3 separate regions of the Mus musculus genome follow, and regions 2 and 3 are each linked to region 1. The links are chromatin loops, found by intact Hi-C in ENCODE. Cell type or tissue: left cerebral cortex. All regions are shown on one strand.

The links. A loop is a pair of places that touch in the nucleus more often than their neighbours do. Peaks named below come from ENCODE experiments on the same cell type or tissue, not always from the same donor. Only the 100,000 strongest peaks of a DNase experiment are listed, where the experiment ranks them.
Region 2: a loop joins it to region 1, with 2.2 times the contacts of the local background. A loop is called at or near these places in 3 of 42 quality-filtered maps.
Region 3: a loop joins it to region 1, with 2.5 times the contacts of the local background. A loop is called at or near these places in 2 of 42 quality-filtered maps.

The regions. Positions count from the first base shown.
Region 1 is chr8:34,211,329-34,219,328 of GRCm38, forward strand. Gm29243 (predicted gene 29243) reads left to right here and starts at 5,502. Exons shown (of 4, transcript NR_166073.1): 1 at 5,502-5,628. In left cerebral cortex, a CTCF peak has its summit at 4,079 (motif pointing right); DNase peaks (open chromatin) are centred at 4,229 and 4,900; H3K4me3 peaks cover 616 bases; H3K27ac peaks cover 1,054 bases.
Region 2 is chr8:34,678,802-34,686,801 of GRCm38, forward strand. No RefSeq gene overlaps it. Among named protein-coding and RNA genes, the nearest start is that of Gm46069, 7.2 kb to the right of the region's middle. In left cerebral cortex, CTCF peaks have their summits at 4,577 and 5,784; DNase peaks (open chromatin) are centred at 1,356, 3,643, 4,569, 5,150 and 3 more places; H3K4me3 peaks cover 451 bases; H3K27ac peaks cover 1,729 bases.
Region 3 is chr8:34,461,624-34,469,623 of GRCm38, forward strand. All of the region lies in intron 2 of Gm46038 (a long non-coding RNA gene), which reads left to right. It overlaps Gm39160 (a long non-coding RNA gene), which reads right to left. Exons shown (of 4, transcript XR_870327.1): 3 at 1,423-1,600; 4 at 1,059-1,256. Among named protein-coding and RNA genes, the nearest start is that of Gm39160, 7.4 kb to the right of the region's middle. In left cerebral cortex, no CTCF peak of the experiment used is centred here; DNase peaks (open chromatin) are centred at 3,949 and 5,364.

The sequences.
Region 1 (8,000 bases):
TCCTTCCTGGTCCATGTGCCACCTTTTTGCCTCTGTAATTTGATTGTAAGTTTCTGGAAGGTAACATACAACATATGACATTTATGTGATATTTAGTGTGTATTCATGTCACCCACCTCTGAGGTTTAAATAGCAAGTTATTGGTGAGGTGACATACACCTATAATCCTAGCACTCTGCTGCTGAGGTAGAAGGATCAGGAATTCAGAGGCAGCTTAGGACTACACTACACAGCAAGACCTTATCTAAAAAAACAACAAAACCAAAAAAAAAAAAAAACTTAGAATAAAAAACCCAAGCCAAATTCTTGCATTGGCAAGTCCAAGGTTTGACATAACTCTGGAGATTTGGGGATAGCTGGGTGACTGCTGGTCCTGGGAAAACATGGTAAGGGGAGGAGAGGCCAGGCTGGATTATTCTAGATGCATTTATAACATCCTTTTGTTTCCAGGAAGCATCAGGTATTCAGGACTCTTTTCCCTAGAAGTGTTTACCAGAGGAGTTTTGGGACCAGTCAAAAGGTCTATAAGGACCATCGTAGTCTAGAAGTAGTATGGGGGAGGGTGGACCGAGGGCCGTGGATGCAGGTCACTGGAGTCCCTAACATGGTAACAAGTGTGACTTGTCTTGTCTCTCACATTTAGGACTATTTGGTTAAGTGGTTGCCCAGAGACCCAACCAAACCCAAAGGAGAGGAAGACAGGAAAATGAGGAGGCCTCTGACAACCCCCAGGCCATGGGGAAATTAAAAGGGCTGCTAAATGCTCTGGCTCTCGCTGATAGAATATGAAATTGCAGGATGATGTCTCCTCTGATTACGATGCAGAGAATTCTAGAAGTTACATTTAGCTGGATGACTTGTGCAGGTAATGACAGGAGGTGAGGGGCAACAGGGGTGGCAGGGATGGAGGAAGCAGTAGTAGAGAGCGACAAAACAGGAACTGGTGTCTCCAAAGAACCCGACAGTGCAAGATGAGAGCTGGCTCGGGGGCAGAGGCAAGAGGGGTTTCCAGGATTGTGGGTGCAGACCCAGTGAGGAAAAACCCATATGGGACATTTCAGGACATGTGATTTGGCTGCAGCTTCAGTCTATATGTTGCAGAAAGCTGACCTTGTTAGGACAGAAAAACCAGAATCCTTTTAGCCAGAGCAATCAAGTCTCCATTTCTTATGAGCTGTGTTCAGCTGTAAAGGGTATTATAGGACAACTTAGATCAGGGTCTTATTGTTCCTTTGGGGAAGACCTCAGGTGTGGCGCCAGAGTTATCTGAAGGACAACCTACATTGTAACCAGAGCATATGAACAGCTCCTGAAGCTCAACAAAACGGTTTCATGATGTTTGGTGAAGGTTCACGGAGAGGCAAGGTACATGTCTTAGTTAGGGTTTACTGCCGTGAACAGACACCATGACCAAGGCAACTCTCATAAGGACAACATTTAATTGGGGCTGGTTCACGGGGTCAGAGGTTCAGTCCAGTATCAAGGTGGGAACATGGCAGCATCTAGGCAGGTATGGTGCAGAAGGAGCTTAGAGGTCTACATCTTCATCTGAAGGTTGTTAGGAGAATACTGACTTCTAGACAGCTAGGATGAGGGTCTTAAAGCCCATACCCACAGTGACACACCTTCTCCAAGGCCACACCGCCAAATAGTGCCACTCCCTGGGCCAAGGATATTCAAACCACTACGGTATGGGAGCCTTCCATAAATTTCTCTAAATCTTGCTCATCTAAATCTTGAGGCTTCCAGTTCCTCACTGTCATCTGTTGCACCCATCCCATTGCTCTGAGAGATGGCCAGAGGCAGGAATATTACTCCTATCTAGGAAGATCTAGGTTAAAGAAGCCAGAACATTTCAAGGGTATGTAACAGTGGTAGAAACAGAAAGAGGCCTGTGTGTGACTCGTAAGTTGCTTAAGCTTATGGGGAAACTCACTCAGTTTCTGCCAAGGAAGCCTTTGTATGTCATTGGAAGGAGGTGGTGGGAGCTATGTAAGATGGAGCCTGGTAGGAAGACATTTGCTTCTTCTTTCTGTCTTTATGTGCTTCCTAGACATCACAATGCTATACTTTTCTGCTGTGATGCTTTGCCTTAAGCTTCTCCTTGAGTTGTTCCAGGTCAGAACAATGGGAGAGCAAGTAACATTTATTTGCCTCCATTCCCTCCTGGGGTCATCTCCATCTTCTGGGACTCAACTCCTCAGGTCCAAATTTCTTCCTCCTGCCTTGTTCCACCTTACAAGTTGAATCTTCATTCCTTAGCTAGTGGTACTATTTTGAAAGACTGTAGAACTGGTAGGAGGTGAGGGTGTAGCTGATAGAACAAGCTCACGAAGGGGCTCTTGCCGATATGAACTGTACTGCTCCGTGATACGTTCTACGTCATGATGGCTTGAGCCCTCTGAAGCTGTGAGCCAAGATAGATCCTTCCTTCTGTAAGTGTCTCAGTCAGATATTGGCAGAGCAATGCAAGAGTGATCTGCCCATTAGCAAGCTGCTCTGTAGACAGCCACTTTGTTCTGGCTACTCTGCCTCTGCTTGTGAGAACACTTCTGGGAAACTGGATAAGTTGCTGAGACTGGAAGAGCATCCCCTGGTCATGAATACAAAGAATAAACAAAGCAGAGGCCTATGAAATTCCATCTCTCTGAAATCACACACACACACACACACACACACACACACACACACACACACAGAGTGTGCATATATGTATTCTGTATATATGCCAGTGGTGTGTGTGTAGGTCAAAGGACAACTTGTGGGAATTGGATTTTCCTTCTACCATGAGGCTCAAACTCAGGCCTCCAGGCTTGACTGCAAGAGCTTTTATGCACCAAGCCGTCTCACAGGCCCAATTCCAGCTTTCTTACCCCCAAGGTCCATTACCATAGAAAGTTCTGAAGTCCAGGAAGTTTACAAAAACCAAGAACAAACCATAAGCTTCAACAATATGGAACATATTAAATTGATTTTTGAACTTTTTGGTTAAGAGGATGCGCACACAGTTCTGGTGGTGGCTATTAGCTTTGTCCTCTGATTTATTCACAACTTTTTACTCATCTGATGCTCCTATGATTCATCTACCATTCATATAATCCATGGTGCTTCTGAAAATTTTCCTGTTATTGTACACTTACTGTGCTTTATTCTTAACTAATAGCATCCTTGGCATTGGAAATACAAGCTTTGAAATGATCATATGGAACTCCACTTGGCATCTCAGAGCCACTTAGTTACTTAGCTTGGCTTTGGAAGGGCCTTACAGACAGGAAAGCTTTGTTCCAGCTTAGATATGTATTAACAAGCAATTTGAGACAAAACAGAGCAGCTACAAAAACATAGATAACAAAAAAGACGTACCCCCAAACCCTAATCAAGCCCCCACTGGAACGCAGCTGTCATTACAACATCTTCCAAACTAGTTGGGTTTTGCACGTGTCCACACAGTAGACTCTGTACTGTCAGACTTGAAAGCTACTTCTTGATATTTAAATATATGATTATGTTACTTTTCAGTTACAATGATGCCAGCAGAGTACAAAGCCTCCCCGCCTCCCCTGCCCACACCTCTGCCAGTGGGGTCTCACCTATACACCAGGCTGGCCTTGAACTCTTCAACTTCCAACCACAGCCTCGATGTTTTCTACAACTTCAGTGCCATCGAAACTAGTTTAATGATGTAAGATGTAGTTCTATTCCATGGCTAAACCCAGATACTAACTGCTGTTGGGGAGTGTATAAGTGACTGAATCTTCCTTTAAAAAACCATATTCATTCCAGAGCTCCCGACCCCCGACTTCCCTGCCAAGACAGGCTTTCTTTATGTAGCCTCAGTTGTCCTGGAACTTGCTCTGTAGATCAGGCTGGCCTCGAACTGCCTCTGCCTCCCGAGTGCTGCGATTAAAAGCATGCACTATACTTTCTAGCCCCGGTACTTTCAAAGGGACTTGTGAAGCTTAGGTCAATGAAGCAAAAACTGCAGCTGCTCCGGAGAGGCAACCTTCGGTATAATCACATAGATCCTCCCATTATTTTTATTGGGCTTGTGGGCTGTAGCCAGAGTTCAGGCTTCAACTGAACACTAGAGGGTACTCCTGGCTGCAGAATAGTTTTGCCCTTTCTTTTCTTTTTTCTTTTTTTCTCCCCCTTTTTCCCTAGCATTGTCTCAGGGAAACTGAAGGCCGCACCAGTACGTGTGGCTTAATGAAAGTCGCTTTCCTGAGTCCCTGGCAGGATGCTCCCGGAGGCTCTGAAATGCAAAGAGATGCTGATGGATACCCAGCTGGAGAGAGACTCCTGCCTTTCCCTTTGCTTCTGGGAATGCACTACACTGCTCCGGTGTTTTCAAGAACGTACATAGCAAAGGTGCATCCATTGGAGGATATGCTGAAATAAAAACAAACGAAACCCCAGGCAGCCCTCCGAGCAGAATCTGGGCGGTACACCCTCTAGGGTTGCTCAGCTCCAGCCCTTGATATTTGGTGATCTTTGCATCAGTTTGGATTGTAATGGGGGCTAGCTCCTGAGGGAACCAATTGAAGCTTGGCATGGCAAGCAGGAATAAACACAGAGGCTCTCCCTGGGGTAGGGATGGAAAGAGAAAGAGCCGGAAACTTCCCGGGTGCCCCTGGAGCCAGGACTGACCATCCTACAGGAAGCAAGGAAGCCACGTGGCTCTTTTCAAAAAAAAAAAAAAAAAAAAAACCACAACCCGATTAGAGCAATGTTTGTCCTCAATCTAGGTAGCCTGCTTCTCAGAGGAGCTCAGAAGTCGTGATCTCATTAGCCCTGAAGGCAGCTCTGTGAAGAGAGCTCTCTTGGTGACACCTTGTTTCCTGACAGGAAACCAAATCCCCCAAAAGCGAAGGCGGGGAGGCAGAGCCACGCGTGGTCTTATGTAACAAGCTGACTGTGTGGCGTCCTTACCAGGCTGTCTGTGGCTTCAGAGAGGCTCTGAGCGCCACATGCTTTAACCCCTATGGCCTCCAAAGTCTAAAACCTTTTTTCAATGCTGTCTGCCAATTTCTCTGGGTTCTATTCTCAAACACAACAAGGGCAGCTCCTTTATAAAAATCTCACCGAAGCTGGTATATCACCCTTTCCTCGACAAGCCACGGTCTGAAGTAAACTTCCTGCCTGCGTCTTTCAACAGCAGGAAATAGGGTTCTTTTTAACAGAAAAAGATTTCAAAGAATGCTAGAAATCTAGCAGTTGATGTGAACTTTGGTTTGGGCAAAAATAGGACGATTACACTGAAAAACTTTACAAGCAAAAGTTATTAGAGACCATTAGACGTAAACTTGCAACTATCCAAAGCAAGTATTTCTAATATATGCACAGAGAAATGTCTAGATGTTTGGTAATCTTAATGAAACTGACACCCATAGACTCATAGGGAGGGGCACTATGAGGAGGCGTGGCCTTGTCGGAAGAGGCGTGGCCTTGTCGGAGGAAGTGTGTCACAAGGAGTGGACTTGAGGTTTCAGAGGCTAAAGCCCAGTGTTGTGCTCTCTTCCTGCTGCCTGAGGATCTGGATGAGAACTCTCAGCCACCTCTCCAGCACCGTGCCTGCCTGCTTGCCACCATGCTTCTCACCATGATGACAATGGACTAAAACTCTGAACTGTAAGCCAGTCGCCAATGAAATGTTTTCCCTTGTAAGAGTTGCCATGGTCATGGTGTCTCTATGTAGCAACAGAAATCCTTAATAACTTAAGCAGTAACCTTAGGAAGTTCATGGTGTTTGTCTGGAGGATAGAGGAAATCCATTTTTATTTTCCTCTCCATCTTTCTTTAACATTTTCTTTTTACAATAAGTGAAATAGGAGTTTTGATAACAGAGAAAAAGAGCTTTATTAATTTCTTACCTTTCCTGTGTCCTTACATTGGCCAGCTCCTTAGCAAGTCCATGTCATCTTCTGCCTCCACATCTTTACCAATATGTGAGTCATTCTGAGTCATGAGTGATCAACTGCTGCTATGTTTTAGTGCCCCTGCCCCCAAAGTGTAGGTATCAGAGGAGATCTTGAATAAGTAAAGCCCAGAGTGAAGGTTTATTTTGACATGGGCACGGCTTGTTAGGGACTCCAAGCCCAATTGGCCTGTGGGGAATTGGTAAAGCTGATGGCCCAGACTCAGGAGGAACCGCAAAGCTCTCCTTGAGAGTCCGAGTATGAGTGTGCAGAGACTAGCAATGGTGGCTTCCTGCTCCTGCATATTTATCGCTTGTTATTGCTGCCTACAGAGATCTACTGCTGGGTCCGGCTAACCCCTCCTCCTGGTGCATATAATAAACATGAGGTTCTGGGTAGGAGCAGTTAGAAAACCTAACCTGGTCTCAGCTTCAGTATATGTGTGTGCACGCCTGTGTGTGTGTTTGTGTGCACACGCGCATGCGTGAGTCCATCCGTCTGTCTGTCTGTCTTTCCTCCATTCCCTCTGCCTCTAGCCATGGTCCCAGGACCCAAGCTGCATGGGTCATACACGGCATCAGCCCTCTCTGCCTTCCTCATTATTCCCGATACATTTCCAGGCAGGTGTTCATCAGGACCTCAGTTTTATCCCACGATGTCCAAAATGGAACAAATATTCTTTATGTACCTGTCTTGTTTCCATGTTCCCCCCGCCCCCTATACAAATATCTTTCTCATTTTAAAAACTTATAATAATGATATTACCTAGGGGCATCGGCTGCTTCTGCATCATGGTGAGCAGAAAACTCGACAGAAGCAACGTAAGGGAGGGAGGGTGATGGTTTCTGAGGGTTTCAGCCTATCATGTCGGAGAAGACTTGGTGGAGCCATGCCAGTAGGTGTGCTCATTGGCATGGTGGATCAGGAAGCAGGGAATTCAACAGGAACTAGGGGCCAGATGTCACCGTCAAAGGCCTTGCATTGATGACTTACTTCTTCCAGGAAGGCCCCACAGTTCCTTCTTCAGTGTAAGGCTCTCAACTGAGCTCTCTGGCTTTCCACAGTCTCATAAAGTAGCACACACTTAAAGCCCAAGACTCTGAGGCACATTTCAGAGGCAGGCTGTACCCCTTGCTTCCAGGCTTGGGCTTGGAATAGAAAGTCCAGTCAGACATCTCTTTCTTTCTGGCTTTGCTCCCCATCCACTTCATTGTTGAGTCGTCTGAACTTGAGCTTAGTTACTTCACTTTCGTCTACCCTTCCCTCCCTTTCCCCCACACCACTCTTGGAGGTTGGAAGTTTCCTGTCTGATGTGTGGGTGATGCCAACGGCATCAGAACAGCTTTGATGCCCTCTGATCCTCCCCCCATCCCATATATACAGTCAATAGCCTAGAGGACCACAGCCAGTTCTGAGTAGGTTTCTACTCTGAGTTGGCTTCTACTTTGGGCTCCTGGTGATCTACATGAAGTGGAAACTTAAGGGTTCTTTGGAAAGTCAGTTGTGTTGGAAGGTGTTTTCCTGAAGTGGACACTGGAGTGAAAGGCTGAGGCAGACTGGAGAAGGAACATTGAGCTGAAGCAGACACAGGAGAGAGGATGTTCTACTAAAGCAGGCACATGAAAGGACATTCAATGAAAGATTCTTTGCTAATGACACCCATGTATTGGTCTGCCTTACACTGCGTAGTTGAGCTGCATTTGTCGGGACACTATAGAGAGAAACACACCAATAAACTTCAGGTGGTGTGCTGTGGCTTCTTGCCGCTTCTGTAGACTTGGGCTGATTGGCACGGTGATGTCAGCTGAGACAGCCACATGTGCTTGCTGAGGCAAGACCATGGAGGACAGGTGATGTTTGGAAGGTATAAATAGAATGCAAGCTTGGCTCGCTTATCGTTTGCGAGTGGATTTAGCTGCTCCTGCTAACCTATGAACTGAACTGCCGATTTCCAGACAACACAGATGGGAGTTGCTCCAAAGAACCTTTCTAAACAGGTCCACTCCCCCCACACCATATCCAATCTTTCTTGCTACCTGTGGTGAGTGGTGGGCTAAAAAGTGTTTAATAAAACTAAAAATCGGT
Region 2 (8,000 bases), 470 kb after region 1:
TGAAAGAAATCCCGAGATGACATCGTCTAGTGTCTAAGAGAACCCATGTCTTTCACCAGGACCCACAAGGGGATGTGTATATGCAAGTATGTGACTAGAAGAGAGAAAGATAGCGCAGTTCAGCTGGGTCCATATCAAGTTTGAGGAGGAAAAGCCCATGTGGTAATGTGCCACCAGCACCCAGTATGGCAAATGCCAGTGAGCACTGGTACCATGCTTCCTACAGAGAGACCTGTTCTCACAGCGATCTTGTTGGCACCCTCCAGCTCTCCACTGAGCATGCGCTATGCAGGAAAGCCCATTCCTCACTCAAGTCTCAGATGTTCTCCACTGGAAGCCACCAACACGGCGTCTTCAGCATGGTTGGAAAATAAAACTAGCTATGCAAGCATCACGGTCAAGGGGAAACTCAGGTTCTTTCTGGAGTTTGTTCACTCTGGCATGAGGCTATGACGAAGTAATTGATTAGTTTCGATAGACGATCGGGAGTGGAGAATGCTTCTAGACTCATTCCAAGATGTTGAAATAGCGAAAGAAAGAAAGAAAGAAAGAAAGAAAGAAAGAAAGAAAGAAAGAAAGAAAGAAAGAAAGAAAGAAAGAAAGAAAGAAAGAAAGAAAGAAAGAAAGGGGAGGGGGGAGGGGGGAGGGGGAGGGGACGGGAGCGGAGGGGACGGGAGCGGAGGGGACGGGAGCGGAGGGGACGGGAGGGGAGGGGAGGGGAGGAGAGGAGAGGAGAGGAGAGGAGGGGGCAGATGGCAAAAGATAATAAAAAATAGATTCCTGAACTCAAAAAAATAATAATAAAATAAAATAAAGAATAAATAAATAAAACCACAGCAGCTTTTAGCTGTCGTTGGACCTCTGGAAGTTTCAGCGTAGTGTTTACAAAACTAAAATAGAAGTTATGACAGCTCATTATGTTTAAAGATGAATATTCATAAGCATGCAGGGGTGTTTATGAGAGATTGCATTTTCTGTTTTCTCCTGAAAAAGCCGTAGATCTATGTGATACTTAGAGAAACTGACTAATTTTTCTTAAACGCTTAATCTCTTGGGAGCGAGCTTCATTTATCTTTTATCCCCCCTCACAATAGCCCATGAAAGAGGCTTTGTCGGAAAAAAAAAGGGTGCTTGTGGTGGTCATGGAACATATGTCTCAGTAATCCAAGGACAGAAGTCAGTTGTCCTGTCTTAGAAAGGAGCCCTGACAACCTCCCTGCACCCGGGGCACACCATTTGTTCGGCGGCCATGTGGGCCAGCATCCTGGCCGGGCGCCGAAGCCCAGTGCAGCCGCGGCAGGCTCCCTGGCAGGGCTTCCTGAGTCAGCAGTCTCCTCTCCACAGAGCAGATGGGCCAGCCCTCAGGGAAAGGAAGCTCTTCTGAGAGTCTCCTGTCTTCATTCTTCCCAAATGGGCTTGGCTATAAAAAGCAAATTAAACAGCCATTGTTCCTTTCCTCCATGAAGCTGACATCCTAACATCCTGCCTAGTACAGGGCTCCCGGATGTTTGCTGCTGGCCGAGTGACGCTTGCCACTGCACCAACAGTAACATAAAAATCACTCTCGAATTCCACTCTGGAATGATATTTGTCTGAAACGCCACTGCTTTCTTTTTGGTTGTGACTACACAGCAGAAGAGAGCTTTCTCACTGGTCTTAGTGTCTTCTTCCTGCCTCCCGCGGGTTTGCACATGGACTTTGGGCCTTATAATCCTAGGAGAGTGTGGAGACTCGACCCTCAAACTTTCCCATTCTAGAGTACTCTGCGGGCGGGTGTACTGCCTGTGTAACAGAGTATTCGATAATACAAACTAACCACCCTGCCTTTAACCTCAGCAGAAAACAACAATAGCAACCCTAAACAAAACCCCTTTTTGTCTCTCTGTCTGTCTGTTTGTTTGTTTGTTTTGAGATAAGATCTCGCTACAAATCCCTGTCTGTTCCAGAACACACTGTGTAGCCCAGGCTGTCCTCAAACTCACACAGATCTGCCTGCCTCTGCCAGAATTAAAAGTGTGCCTTTCCAAAACAACAGAGCAGAACGAAAAATAAAGATGCTCTGAGTCTTTGGGTTGTTTGATTGGCTTTGGTTTTTGGTTTCTGAACATGGGGTTTCTGTTTCTCTGGGTAGCTCTGGCTGTACTGGAATTGCAGACAGGGCTGGCCTCAGAGAGATTCCCCTGCCTCTATCTCCCGAGTGGTTGAGGCTCGGGGAGAAAAATCAAAAGTAAATCACACAGACAACTTCATACCTCAAGAGAGAGGCAAAGGGAAGAAGGAGAGACATGATGGGAAAAGCAGGAGAGGTATGGAGAGAGAGGCTCACACTCACTAATGCAATTGCGTGTGTGCCTCTTACTGTACTCTCCAGGACGAGAGACGGCTCAGTGGTTCACATGCTCTGGCAGAGAACCTTCATCCAACTCCTGTATCAGGTGACCCCCAACCTCTTGTAATTCCAGTTCCAGAAAGATGGACCTCTGGCCTCTAGGCACTAGCACTCTCCTGTCCATACCCACATACATTCAAATAATTAAAAATAAAATAAATTGTTTTAATTTTATTTTAAAAGGGTAACCTAGAAGAGCATCTACGTCACTTCTCTGAGCAATATCCATATATAAGTCAGCACCGGCCAAGTCACAGAACAAGACAGCCCCACTTGGGACATGAACCTATAATCCCACAATTGCCTTTAACCACGTGGTAACTAACCAGAGACAATGGAAACAAGCAATAGATTACACATCCATCACCCCAGACCAAGGTCCATCACTTTAACAACCCTCTGATAGCTTCAATACAAGATGCTGAAGAAGGACAGCTCTTAAAAAGCATGTCCCAGGACGGCGATAAGGATGCCTTGCCCAGATATCAAAGTAAATGGTAGAAAAGAAATTTTAAATGCTGTTTTCTGAAAGCCACTTGTATTACTTGTCCCACCAAAATGAACTGGGTGGGGTGGGGATGGGGGTGGGTGGTTGAGGGGAGGCGGTCTGGATTTTTATCAACCTCAATTCTCAAATTAAGACTTTCAGAATGAAATTTTGGCACACAGTTTTCTGAACTTTTCTGAACTTGGTCAAGTGGATTTATTCTAAGAAGAGGGGAAAGAGTTTCTGGTAAATAAAGTGCCAAAACAGGAAGCATGCCTATGACTGTGGAGCGGACTGCTGGAGGGTAGGAAGGTTCCTTCAGGAAGCAGCTTACGATGGTGCTCCATCCAGAGCTCTGAAGCAGCCTGGGTTTCTCCACTAAGCAGTAAGGGGCCCCAGCATAAAAGCACTAGTCAAGACCTCCCTGTGGCTGGTGGCCTCTGCCCCGTTACTGTAGTGTTGCTCATCTTACATGGCGGGAGATGCAATAATGCTATTATATTCCTGCGGCTGCTGCAACAAATTATTGTGACCATTACAACTCCTGAGCTGGGGTTATAATCCCAAAGTGCTTGCCTTGCATGCATGAAGTCCTGAGTTTAATCTCTTATCACAATAAATAGATCAACCCAATCGATTATCTTGAAATCGGTTTCTCTGCTGTTTCTACCTTTTAGGCGCCGCCTTCCCAGGTTGTGTCATAGCTCCCTCTTGCATTTGCAAAGGTAACCATAGCAGATGGGGCCCTTCTCACACTGAGTAACTCTGACTCACCCACGGCCTCCTTCTTCCACATTTTCTTGCATATGTGTGGCAGCAGAGACTGAACCCAGGGCCTGAGTATGCCCAGACAGTCTCAGAATTCGCAATCCTATTGCGTTAGCCTTCAGAATAGCTGAGATCGCAGGCCTGTACCACCAGGTCCTTCTCTCTCACACTTTTAAGCATCATTATCTGGATGCAGAGCCCACCTGGTGTCGAGGTCAGATGGTTTGCAACGCTGATGCCACATGCAACCTTTTGCCTTGTAATAGAGGAACTCACAGTTCTTGAGGGACATGAGCATCTTTGGGGGAGGGTCTCATCAGCCTAGCAGAGAAGCAACCCAAGATAAAAAGACCTAAGATAGGGAACTGTGCTCTCGAACACACATGGAGATATCCAGAGAACACCAAGCCATCAATGGTTGGCACTGGGTCCAAAGTCTTGAAGAAACCAAGGTGAGGGTGTTCACAGTGTGTCAAGGGAAGATGCCTTGAAATCAAAGAAGGAAGGAACAACCCAGAATTTAACACCTTCATTTTTTGAGACAGGGCTTCAATAAGTACCTCAGGTTGGCTTTTAACTCAACATCCCCCTGCCTCAGTCTCCTGAGTGCTGGAATTGTAAGCATGTGCCACTATGCCCGTCTCTCCTCCATCGATCTCTAGAAACTGGAAAGAAACTTAGGAAATCACATGCGGCTTAACCCATTATGCCCTGCCCCCATTTCTGGTATAACAGAAAACCAGCTGGGCAATGCAGCACTAGAAGGCAGCAGGAGAACCATGAGTTTGAGGCCAGCCTCGGCTACATACACAGCAAGACGCTATGTCAAAAGAACAAAGCAAAGCTAAAAAAACAACAGAGAACAAGGGGAGGGTTTGCAAAGCAAGCCATCATCTGCCTCGGCATTTCATTTTAAGCATCCCCGGTTTTCACACTACTGATTCTCACCCCCAGGCTCTCCATCTCTGACTCACTGTTCAACAGAGCTCTTTACAGCCCTGCCAGCTCAGGAGGCAAAGTTCTTGTGTGTACCAGTAAACACACCATTTCTCCCCGACAGAGGAAAAAGAAAGTGTGTGTGTGTGTGTGTGTGTGTGTTATAAGCATATGTGTATATATATATATATATATATATATATATATATATATATATATATATATGTGTGTGTGTGTATGCTTAATATGTACATATATATATGCTTATATCTGTGTTTATATGTGTTATATATAAGCTTTATATATATATATATATATATATATATATATGTTATATATACATATACATGCATATATACACAATACATACAAACACACACACACATATATATGTATACACATTAAGTAGACGTGAAGTCTTGGGCCTGCTAGGTTGTAATAGTACACAAGAGGCATCCACAAAATAGTTTGAGGGGATAGCAGTATATCTGTGCACAGTGACTGAAATCTATGGAGTCTTAGGCACCCACTCTGTCTCCTCTCATTTCATCCTCCTGGCCACCTTTCAAGAAAGCTTGCGCCAGGCAGTGGTGGTGCACACCTTTAATCCCAGCAGTCAGTGAGAGACAGAGGCAGGTGGATCTCTGAGTGTGAAGCCAGCCTGGTCAACAGAAGGAGTTCCAGGATAGCCAGGGCTACACAGAGAAACCCTGTCTTAAAAAGACAACAAAAGCAAGAGGGGGGGGGTTGCATCCTGTTCTAATTCAGTTTTCTACTGATGTGAAAAAGACTATAACTATAAACAACTTGAGGAGGAAAGGATTTACCCAGAAACATCTGCCTGGGGGTGGTGCCCAGGGCTGGGCCCTCCCACATCAACCATCAATCAAGAAAATGCCCCACAGGCCAATCTGATAGATACATTTTTTTTCCAGCTGAGGTTCCCTCTTCCCAGATGACCCAAGCGTCTGTCAAGGTGACAAGAAACAAAGCAGCACATGGGCATGACCCTCTGTGAGGTAGCCAGGGCCCAGAGCCGGGATGGAACCTGTAAGTCCTGTTTCCTCATGTTATCTGGCCATCACCCACTGCTGAGACTTTGCCTTTAGACCCTCACTCTAGGATGTCATAGCCATGTCTGTAGACAGGGACAGCAAAGGGCTCCTGCATCGTGGGTTTCCCGAGTGCTTCCTCACTGCAAACCACACCGTTCCCTTTGCTCTGTGGCATTCCAGCCCAAACAGCTTCAAGTCTTCCTTTTCCTAAAATGCATTTTCCTAATGTCCTTCCCTCCTTCCCTAATACTTAAACACTCCTGTTCTCAGTCACAGCAGCCCAAACCACTGGTCACGCAGCCATCAGGAAAAGCCCCCAATTATTCATGCCCTGTCTTTCTTCTTGTTCGTTCAAGTACATTTTTAATTTTTTTTCATCCAAAGTGTTCTCATGGGAAGGTTCTTTTACCCCAGACACCCACCCACTCCCCTCCTACCCTTCCCCATCTGGTCAACTCCTCTCATCATCGAAAACTGCCATCTGTCAAAACGGCTGTGTTATAAGTAATACACAAATCACTGTGGGGCGCTGAGATACTTGACTAATACCAGGTAGCAGCTTCTCCTGAATAAAATGGAAAGAAATGGCCTAACGTTACACTTCAGGAATGTAAATTCAACGGAAATGGGAAAATGCTAATTGCCAGTGGAGAAGGTTTCTTCTTCCCCAAAGGAAGCTACATACTGTCTGTCAAAGAAAAAGAACAGGTCTCCTTGAGCCTCTCAGCCTTCCCAGTTCCCTAGGTGCCCAGGTGCGCAACACCTCCAGTGTGAGGGTTTGAAAGGTGAACCGCTGTCTTTACAGGTGTGCTGGAGAAAGCCCTGGGTTCAGGAGAGCAATTAGAAGGAATGGTGGAGCAGAGCCAAGGCCAGATGAAGAGAGAGCTGCTGGCTCCCCTGTAGAAGCACATGGGTAAGGGCGGAAAGCATCCTTAAGAGCAGGGGAGAGGAGAGACAGCGGGTGGTCTAATGATGCCTCGGCATGCAGAGCGGAGGATACAGTTTTTTCAAAGAAGCTCACTTTGGTTAAACTGAAGGTATTTTATACTTTTTGCTTGAAAAGACTGTGGCACTTGGTACTGTTCCCAAGGGTAAAACTCTCTTGGTCCCAACTTTAAAGGCTTGGGGGAGGAATCAGTGGGAAAATTGGGCAAAAAAAGAAAGACAGGGGTTAGGGGGAGCAAACAAATAGTACCTCAAAACAGAACTAGTAGGGGTATAAGACCTTTACGAGCTCTGAAGCACCCAACTACGTGGAAGATCTTCCCTATGCCAAGAAGGAAAGAACATCACTCATTAGCAGCTTAGCAACTGGGATGTTGGAGGTATGACTTAGAGCTCCAAAAAGGGCAATCCTGAAAGAATTACATGTCCATGTGACAGTTGTGGAAATGAAGACATCACAGCCAAGAAAGCAGGGTAGTAGAGCCAGGTCAAAACTCATCTCTACTCCAAAGCCTGTGTTCTACCAAACCCTGGTATTGCTGAAGCCATTTTTCCATGATTCATGGTTAGGAAACTCAGACGTTTCAGCATTCTAAATCCTCAGAGTAAACCGCTCAGAGGCCAGCCCAAATGGAGGGGACTCTTCACCAGTTGCATTGAAGGTTTCTGACGGGACTTGTAAACGATAACCACTGTTAGCAGTCCGGGCTACACATCCCAAAAGGATGACCCTTCTCGACACCGCCCAGACTGATCTGAAACCCCTGGGCTGCAAAGATCCTTCTTGCTCAGCCTGCCTAACATCCATGTCCACAGGCAGCCTGGGCCAGTGCACTGACCTCCTGGGATGATCTAATTCTTCAACTAAACGCCCTACTCCCTCCTGGGTCTTCTGTTCCCTAGGTCTCAGAAACCTGTACTTCTAAACCTTGCTCAGCTGATTCTTGATCTGCTACCAGAGCTGGTACCCACACAGACATGAGATAAAAACAGACTTCAGATTTCCTTTCTGCTCTGTCACTTGCGAACGCAATCACAATGCAATCAAACAGAGCCACAAATCCCCCATCCAGAAACACTTCCAAAGCAACACAAAGCAATCACGGAATAGTTTGCTAAAATGAAGGCCAACGCTAAGCATAAACTGGGGCAGGAAAACCGCCAGATGTGAATATATTAAGCTTTATTTTAGGGGATCGCAATTGGAAATTGTTTTAACCATAGTGTGTGGGCGTTGTGAGGTGACAGATGGCGAACAACAAGCGAGTGGCATTGAAGAGGAAAGTGCTGGGTTTAGCAGGTCTACCTTAATCCAGCCCTACCTCTCTCTGGCCACTGTTGTGGGGAGCAGTGTATTGTTTCCTTGGTTCGCCTGCTCTCTGGCTACACCAGATTCACTCTCATTTTAATCCAGGCTTGA
Region 3 (8,000 bases), 250 kb after region 1:
GTGTGAGTAGCTCTGCTGTACCAGTGAGTTCTTGCCACCATGGACTATCCCCCACAAGCTACAAGCATCATGTAACATACCTAAGTGACCATTTTGCACTAAAACATCTGGTGCCGTGAGAGGAAATAAACTTTTATTCCTTTAACTTGCTTATCTTGAGGTTTTTGTTTTTTTTGGTTTTTTTTGTTTGTTTGTTTTTTTTGCCATGGTGACAGAAAACTGTCATGATAGCTGTGTTTTACTAGACTTGGAAGCTAATATGCGCTCGCTGAATAAATTAATGGACTGAGGCTACAAAGTTCCTCGTAGTGTGAAAGCCATCCAAATTGTCTCCAATCCTGACATGCTGCTTTGTGCTGTTAGGGGACAGGTCCAAGCTATTCCATTACTCTGCATTTTTCCAAAGGTCAAGATTGTCAGGTTTGAATCTTTTCTCTTTATGTAAGAAAAAAAAAAAGGCCAACAGCTTTAGCCAACAGCTTTTATCTTACATCCATGATTCAATTAGCTATTTTCTTTGGAAATGTCAGCAGTATTCCATAGGCCAGATTATAATTCTTCCCAAGCAAAAACAAACAAATAAAAACATAGCCTTTCAGACTCAGAGCACTCAACCCCTCACTCATACCCCACCAACTCCTGGCAAATGACCCCTTTCAACAAATACCCCACAACGCTATTAGGAAGCCTTGTTCTGGGGCCTGCCAACGGAACAGATTCATGTCAGGAAACAAACAGGATGGGAAAGACACAGCTCAAGCCTTGGCTATTTCATACTGCAACCTGTCAGAGCTACACACCCTGTCCTTCCTACTGATCACAGCCTGGTATGCTGCGTACCCTTGACAGCTGGGGTGCCATTTGCTGAGTTGGTGCAAGATACATCTCACAACCACTCCACCTCCCCCACACAGGGAGCCGCTCACCTTCTGCTGACCCAGAAGCCCAATCAGAAGCTCAATAAGGAAATTGGGGGTGGTCTGGGAGTCAAGAGAGGGAAAGAACGAGATTCCTCTGTGAAGGGTTATTCAGATTTATTTATTTATTTAAGGCCTCTAAGTTACACCCTATTGGCTGATGCCAAGGAAAGGAAGGATGCTCTGCAGTGAAGAGGTAGTCGTTGGGCTTTGTTGTTTATTTTGTTGGTGTTTTGAAGTCCTTGCAATGGTTGCATGTTTCCAAAACCCAAGTTTCAACTTTTAGACACAACCAGGAGATTATTGAACCAGCAGCTCTGTTGTCACGAGCTAGGACAGCTAACATGGAGAGGGAGAGGGAGGGTGTGGCATGCTTTTACTGGGGATGTAGTTAAAGGCTAGGTGGGGAGCTTTGTTTTGAGTTTAAAAGGAGAGGACAAGACTGATAATATGAAATATGAATATTGAGCCCTGGATAGCAGGCTCGTAAAAAGTAAGTACTCACCTTGCCTCCTGTCTCTCCAGTGTGGTTTCTCTTCCTTAGAATCGAACCAGCTCTCCTTGCTATTATCCAATCCATTCGGTGAGTGGGCAGTGACGGGCACTTAAAGATGGTGCTTATATGCTTCTTGGCAGATCCTACTCGGCTCTCTTTCTCCCTTAGTATCTGCTGAAGTACATTTCTGTCCACAAAGACATGGATTTGTAGGATAAGGGCACTGGGATTGTGTCTATTCGGCTTAAATTTGACACACAGGTGACATCTTAATGAGATTTGTTCATTGTAAATCTTTACTTCTCGAACTAATTACCACCATTTCCATTAACATTCACCGGTACTACTCATACTAGGAACTATGTGGTGAGGGTTTTTTTAAAAAAAGGTCTATTAGTTTCTGGTGTATGTATATGTATTCATGCATATGCATATATGCATACACACATGTGTATATGGGCATATGTGTGCATGTGTGTGCAGTGTGCACATGCATGTGTGTGTTTGTACCTGGGTACAGGTGATAGAAGATGAATATCAGTTCTCCTAGAGTTGGAATTGTATAGTTGTGTGTAGTTCACCATCCTGGAAAGCGAATTCCAGTTCTCTGAGAGACTAGCAAATTCTTTTAACCACTAAGCCATTTCCCCAGGCCTTATTTTTGAAGGTGCATTCAAAGTTTGTAGCTTTCTAGTGCATTTGGTTCACTGGTAACAAGGCAGAGGGGAAAAAGTCATTCTTAAAAAGAGACATGATGGTGTTAGGGATGAGGGAGAAGGTGAAAGAGTCATTAAGTCCCCTCTTTCTTACTTCCTTTACCCAGAGCTATAGCTTGGTGCTAACACTTTCCTACATCCCACAGGATACAAATGGCTTCAGTTGTTTAAAGTCCACAGGTGAGCTGGGAGTGTTAGGATGCACACACTTCACAAGCTGCATCTGGTGACAGATGATGTGGGAGCTGGAGAGTTCATCCAAGCCAGACCTGGTCTCATATCACTCTTCATCTGACACAGTCTTCCCCAGCTGGATGTGTTGAAGTCCCCATTCATCTTCCTCTACAACCAATGAGAGCCCAGCTGATGGTATTCAAGAAGCCTGCCATGGTAAAATCTGGCCCCATGTGCCTCCCTGGGCATCTAGGCAGGCTTGGTGGTTATGTTTCTGTTTGATTGAGATATTCCTCCAGCCCAATTGATTATTTTCTCCCCAACTCCTTTCCACTTATTTCCCCCAGTGCATTTGTAGAGGAATTTTAATCCAGCAACATGGCTGCTCTGGCAAGGGGTCACATCCAAAGACCTCTAGGTCCATATAATCTGGCCAGAATGCAGACATGCCCTGGATTACAGTATGATCTGGTTGGAATTCACAAAACCCTTGGTACATACCTTTAATCTCTAACAATGAAGGTAGAGTTAGTTTGTAGAAGGAAGTGTCCATATTTGAAAGTGATGTCTAGTTGAAGGGCAGACAAGGTGACGAATCAGAGAAAGATTTGACAGGATGAGTCAGAGATAGGATGCACCCAACTCACATGAGACTAGCACAGGGAATAGAGGGTACTTAAGAGCAGAGAGAGAGAGAGAGAGAGAGAGAGAGAGAGAGAGAGAGAGAGAGAGAGATTGAGATTGTGTGTGTGTGTGTGTGTGTGTGTGTGTGTGTGTGTGTGTGTGTGTGTGAGCTTTACCAGGTGGCAGAGAGAACAGGCTAGACACAATGAGCCAGAGAATGAGAAGGAACCAGAAGGTTAGAACATATTGTCAAAGTTAGTATGAGGTCAAGCAGAGCAATTCAGTCAGAAGCCAAGAGAAGCTGGATCCAATCAGTCAGCTTGGAAGATTAGATTGTATGGAGGCTAGAAGCTTCCAGCCTAGGCCTAGTGATAGAATAGAGGGAAAAATGCTCTGGGCTTAGCCCAGACTATTTTCACAGCTTGGGTACTACTCTCACCTTATCTCTCTATCTGAGGATTTGGGCCTCTCCTCTGAACTCTGAATGATTAACATGGCCGTGGCCACCATCCCGATGGTACTCTTGCTGCCCCTCCCCTACCCCAGTGCCCTAGAAAGGATACTGACCCTGAGATAATCAAGATGTACCTTTCACTTTAATGGCAGTTTCATTTTATGACATGCCTCTCTAATAATGAAGAAAATATGTAAGAGCCATTGCTAATCCAGAGGAGACACAAGGCGACATATTGTTTGAAATCCTTAAAGATACACGTGCCAAATGCGCAAGGTCCTTAAAGAGACTATACATGCAAATATGGGCTCCAGCACGGTACAATGTCTAATCTACATAATTTCCTCTATTTTTGTCAGTACAGAATAACTGAAGCTTATGAATAAAGAATATGGTGGAGGTTTTGAGAGGACATTATAGATGCGACCTCTGAGTTAGGAGGCTATGAGAAAAGGAGGCCAAGGACAATGCTCAGACAAGCAAAGAGGGGACACACAACAGCAGCTGGTGACAGTGCTGTGCTCTGCAAGCCTCCCACAAGCTCCCAGGTTCCCAGGCTACCCATACTTCTGAGGAACTAGCTTCAAATCTGAAGGTGGTGATGTTCTATCTATTGCCTCAGGCAATATGATGACTCACAAAATTCAGAACAGCATGCTACTACTGTGGTGGTTTTATTACTGACTAATCAGACCCAAGTCAGTGAAGAGATCCACTATAGTGAAATTAATATCAGAAGACTAGGGTGTCTTTGAGAGTGACAAAGTCTCTTTTGGCTCTTAGGTAGCTTAACTTGGGGGACTCAGGCCCTTGGAGACTTGACAGCTATGAAAGCTGCCTTGAACCAGTGGCTTTTTTGGGGTTCATGACCTTCAAATTCAAAGAATGAAGTTCACAGACCACAGAGGGTGAGTTTTAGAAATAGTTATTTCATTATAGGGAGCTTAAGAGAAGAGGAAGAGGCAGAGCCCTTGCATAGCCAAAGAGGTCCCTGGAAGTGGGGTGGATAGGATAGGGTAGGCTAGACTTTTTTTTTAAAGGACTTGTGGCAAAAGCTGTAGTGATGTATGAGGAGGGGATGAGGTGGTCAGTCCAGTTGTCCCAACTAGATGTGCAGCACCCCCTCTTCACGTTGGTCACTCAGTCACCTACATCGGTTAGGCAGCGGTACTCATTTTGGAGTCCCTGCCCTACACAATCTAGAAGAGCCTCAAACACAAAGGTTTAATATCTTCAGGGCTCATAGATTTGATATGCTTGGTCACCCGGCAGTAGCTCTATTTCAAAGGATTAGGAGGCAGGGCTTTGTTGGAGGAAGTGGGTCACTGGAGATGGGACTTCAAGGTTCCAAAAGCCCAAGCCAGGTCCAGTGTCTCTTGTTCTTCCTGGTGCCTGCAGATCCAGAGGTAGAACCTTCAGCTACCTCTCCACTACTAGGTCTGCTTGCATGCTGCTACGCTTCCCACCATGATGACAATGGACGAAATCTCTGGAAAGATAAGCCAGCCCCAATTAAATGTCTTCTTTTACAAGAGTTGTTGTTGCTATTGTGTCTCTTCACAGCAATAGAACACAGACAGAGACAGTGTGTCTTGATGTCCAGAGTTTTTAAAGGGGCTCACTATGCAGGTAAGATTGATTAAATCACTGACTACACAACTCCTTTCTATGTAAAACTGTCCTACCTCCCCGAATCCTCTAATCTTACCACTGGCCTCCCTCCTAGCCTAGAGTTTATTCTTCTCATTGGCACAAGTTTGGGTGTAGTTCTATGGACCCCCTATTAATACAGAGATACTCCTATCATACAGGCAATTATAAAAGTTTATGATGCCTTCAAGGAACACAGGCAAATATCAAATTAATTCTTTATTCTAGACTGTCTGCCTTTATCCCTCCATTTAAAAGCTAGCCAGCTTGGGAAGCAATACCCTGGTCTCAACCATCTGTTCTGGCCCCTAATTACTTGCAAGTGAGCTTCCTTTTATATAAAACCGGAATCAAGACTCAGAACAGAGGCGAAGTCACATTTTGTTTCTACAAATTTGCTCTACCATGAGGTTTCTTCCCGTTCGAACTCCCCAAGGCATTTAGAATATAATAACAGCCCCACTCTCCTGGAACTTCCTGTGAACCAGCCCTGCACATGGAGCTCAGGGCACTGTGGGCAGCGGGCCAAGGCCTGCCTTGGCCCAGCTGCTTCTTAGTTGAGGGACCCAGCAAGGCTGCCCAGAGTGAGTGACCCTGGGTGAATATTTTTCCAAGACCTCATCTCCATAAGGATTTGCAGCACCTCAAGTCTGTAATGTCTGCTCCATTCTAGTGTCTCTGTTGGTCCTCTGATGGTCAACTGGGCAGGCTGATGGCATCTTCTGGATGCTGGGCTCAACCTGGGTCCCCCCAGAGAATCGCATAGGTGCAGGAATTCATGTTGAACATACTTTAAGTGTATTCTTTGGTAATTACGTACACGTGTACAATGCATTAGCTCACATCCATCCCTCCACTTCTGTCTCCAGTTCCTCTCCACACCCCATCAGCACATCCCCTCTCTCAAGCCTACATCATCTTGCTTGTTTTAACTATCCACAGAATCCACTCACGACTTCCTGTGTTTTCACAGAGGTGGAGGATGGGCAACCAAACAGTGGCCATGCCCCTGAAGAAAAGTGACTCTCCTTACCCCAGTGGCTATCAACTTCCAATAGCTCCTTGCCCAGGGGAGGGGCCTCATGCTGTGGTTTAATTGACTTGATCTTATGCAGGGAACCATAGCTGTTATGAGTTCACAAGTGTGGTGCCATGTCACATCTGGAGGGCAGCACTTTATAGCACTCTTCAGTACCTTCTGTCCTCTCTTATTCAGTGTTGCTTGAGCCTAGCTTACTCTCCTCACCATCATGCTACTGTTGCGCCAGGGGTACACCTTGCCTGGCAGGTCAGTAATGTAGCACACAGGGTCCAGCCCTGGGTAAGACCACACTTCTCTCTTCCCTCCCATTAGCCTGACATAATACCTTCTGGAACTATGAAAGCTAGCCAGCAGAGATGAAGTTTTCCAGTTAGTTTGGAATCGATTTCCCGATGTCAGATGCAAGTCTTCACGATCTTTGGGCGGTGTCCTAGTGTTCTGCCTTATTGCTGTGACACCATGACCATGGCAACCCTTACAAGAGAAAGCATTTAATTTGGGGGCTGGCTTACAGTTTCAGATGTTCAGTCCATTGTCAGCATGGCAGCAAGTGTGGGAGGTGTGGTGCTAGAGAAATAATTGAGCATTCTACATCCTGATACACAGGCAGTGGGGGAACACAAAACTCAAAGTCCACCTCCACACACACACTTCTAACAAAGCCACACCTCCTAATCCTGTCAAATAGTGCTGATCTGCAGTCAACTAGAACAGCCTATGGGACCATTCTTATTCAAACCACCACTGTCTCCATAGATAGCCATGGTCAACCAGGGAGGTAAATAAAGTGGGGGTGAGGGGAGGTGGGAGGTGGGGGGTGTCTCAGGTGTCTCTGTATCCCTGTTCTTCTGTGGCAGAACCTAAGCAGTGAAACTTCAGCCACCCAAGTCCCTCACATTTGCCAAGATCTATGGCCATTGCTAGATGTTGGGCAAATTGCTTTCTGTATCATCTCTAAAGTCAGGAGTGTAATAGCATGGATATCCTTTAAATCACTTTAGGTCACATTTTACCAATGATGAAATTGAAGTTTTAGAGAATTAAGATAATTTATGAGGATCACACGTGTGAATGTTTTGGTCAATGTTTGGATAAAGCATAGTCTGACTCTAGAGTATTCCCCATTCTATAACCGCTCCTCTATCTTCTATTTGCTTAAAAATGACACTGAATGCACCTAAATGCATATTGACATGACCCCATATCACTGCAGTCCTTCTTTCTGAACAGCCAAGTATAGACAAGTATAAAATTCTGGTTGTGAGGGAGCCTTCTAGAAGCAGGAGCCAACACAGCAGAGCCTAAACATGTCACTCACTATCAAGCATATAAACAAGAGAATAGTACAATTCTTTCTCAGTCCAGCACCGGACACCATCTGCCTTTCTTTGGGGAACCCTGGAGCTTCTGTGCAGGTTCCACCCAGCCCTGCAGCCTCCCCTCTGCTCTCAGGAATCCCCGGAGAGATGTTTAAACATCCCCCTCTTCTTCAGGCTCAGTTTTGGAAGAGATATATTTCCACAGGAGTCCCCAGCCAAGCTGGGGTTTAGGAGGACTCATTTAGCAGCATGCTGATGACAGAGTTGAAAGGGGAAATAGATCATTCCAGAAGCTGCCTGAAGGCAGTTTCAGCAGGAGAAAACGCACATTAAGGAGAGAAGGGAGAACAGCTGGAATTTAGAGGAATCCACAAAAGTGAGATAAATCATATAGGGTGAGATAGATGGAGCTGGAGCCTGGGGCAGAGCTTGCAGGGTGCAGGTACAAGCTCCAAGCCTCAAGCTTAGTGCTTTGGAAAGAGAAGGCAGAGGGAGGAAACTCAAACCCACTGCAACCAGAATCGGGTCATGCCAGGCACCTCACGAAAGGAACTGTTCCAGCTGTGCTCATATCAAGGATGCTACCAGTTGGTTCCAAAATGTAATGC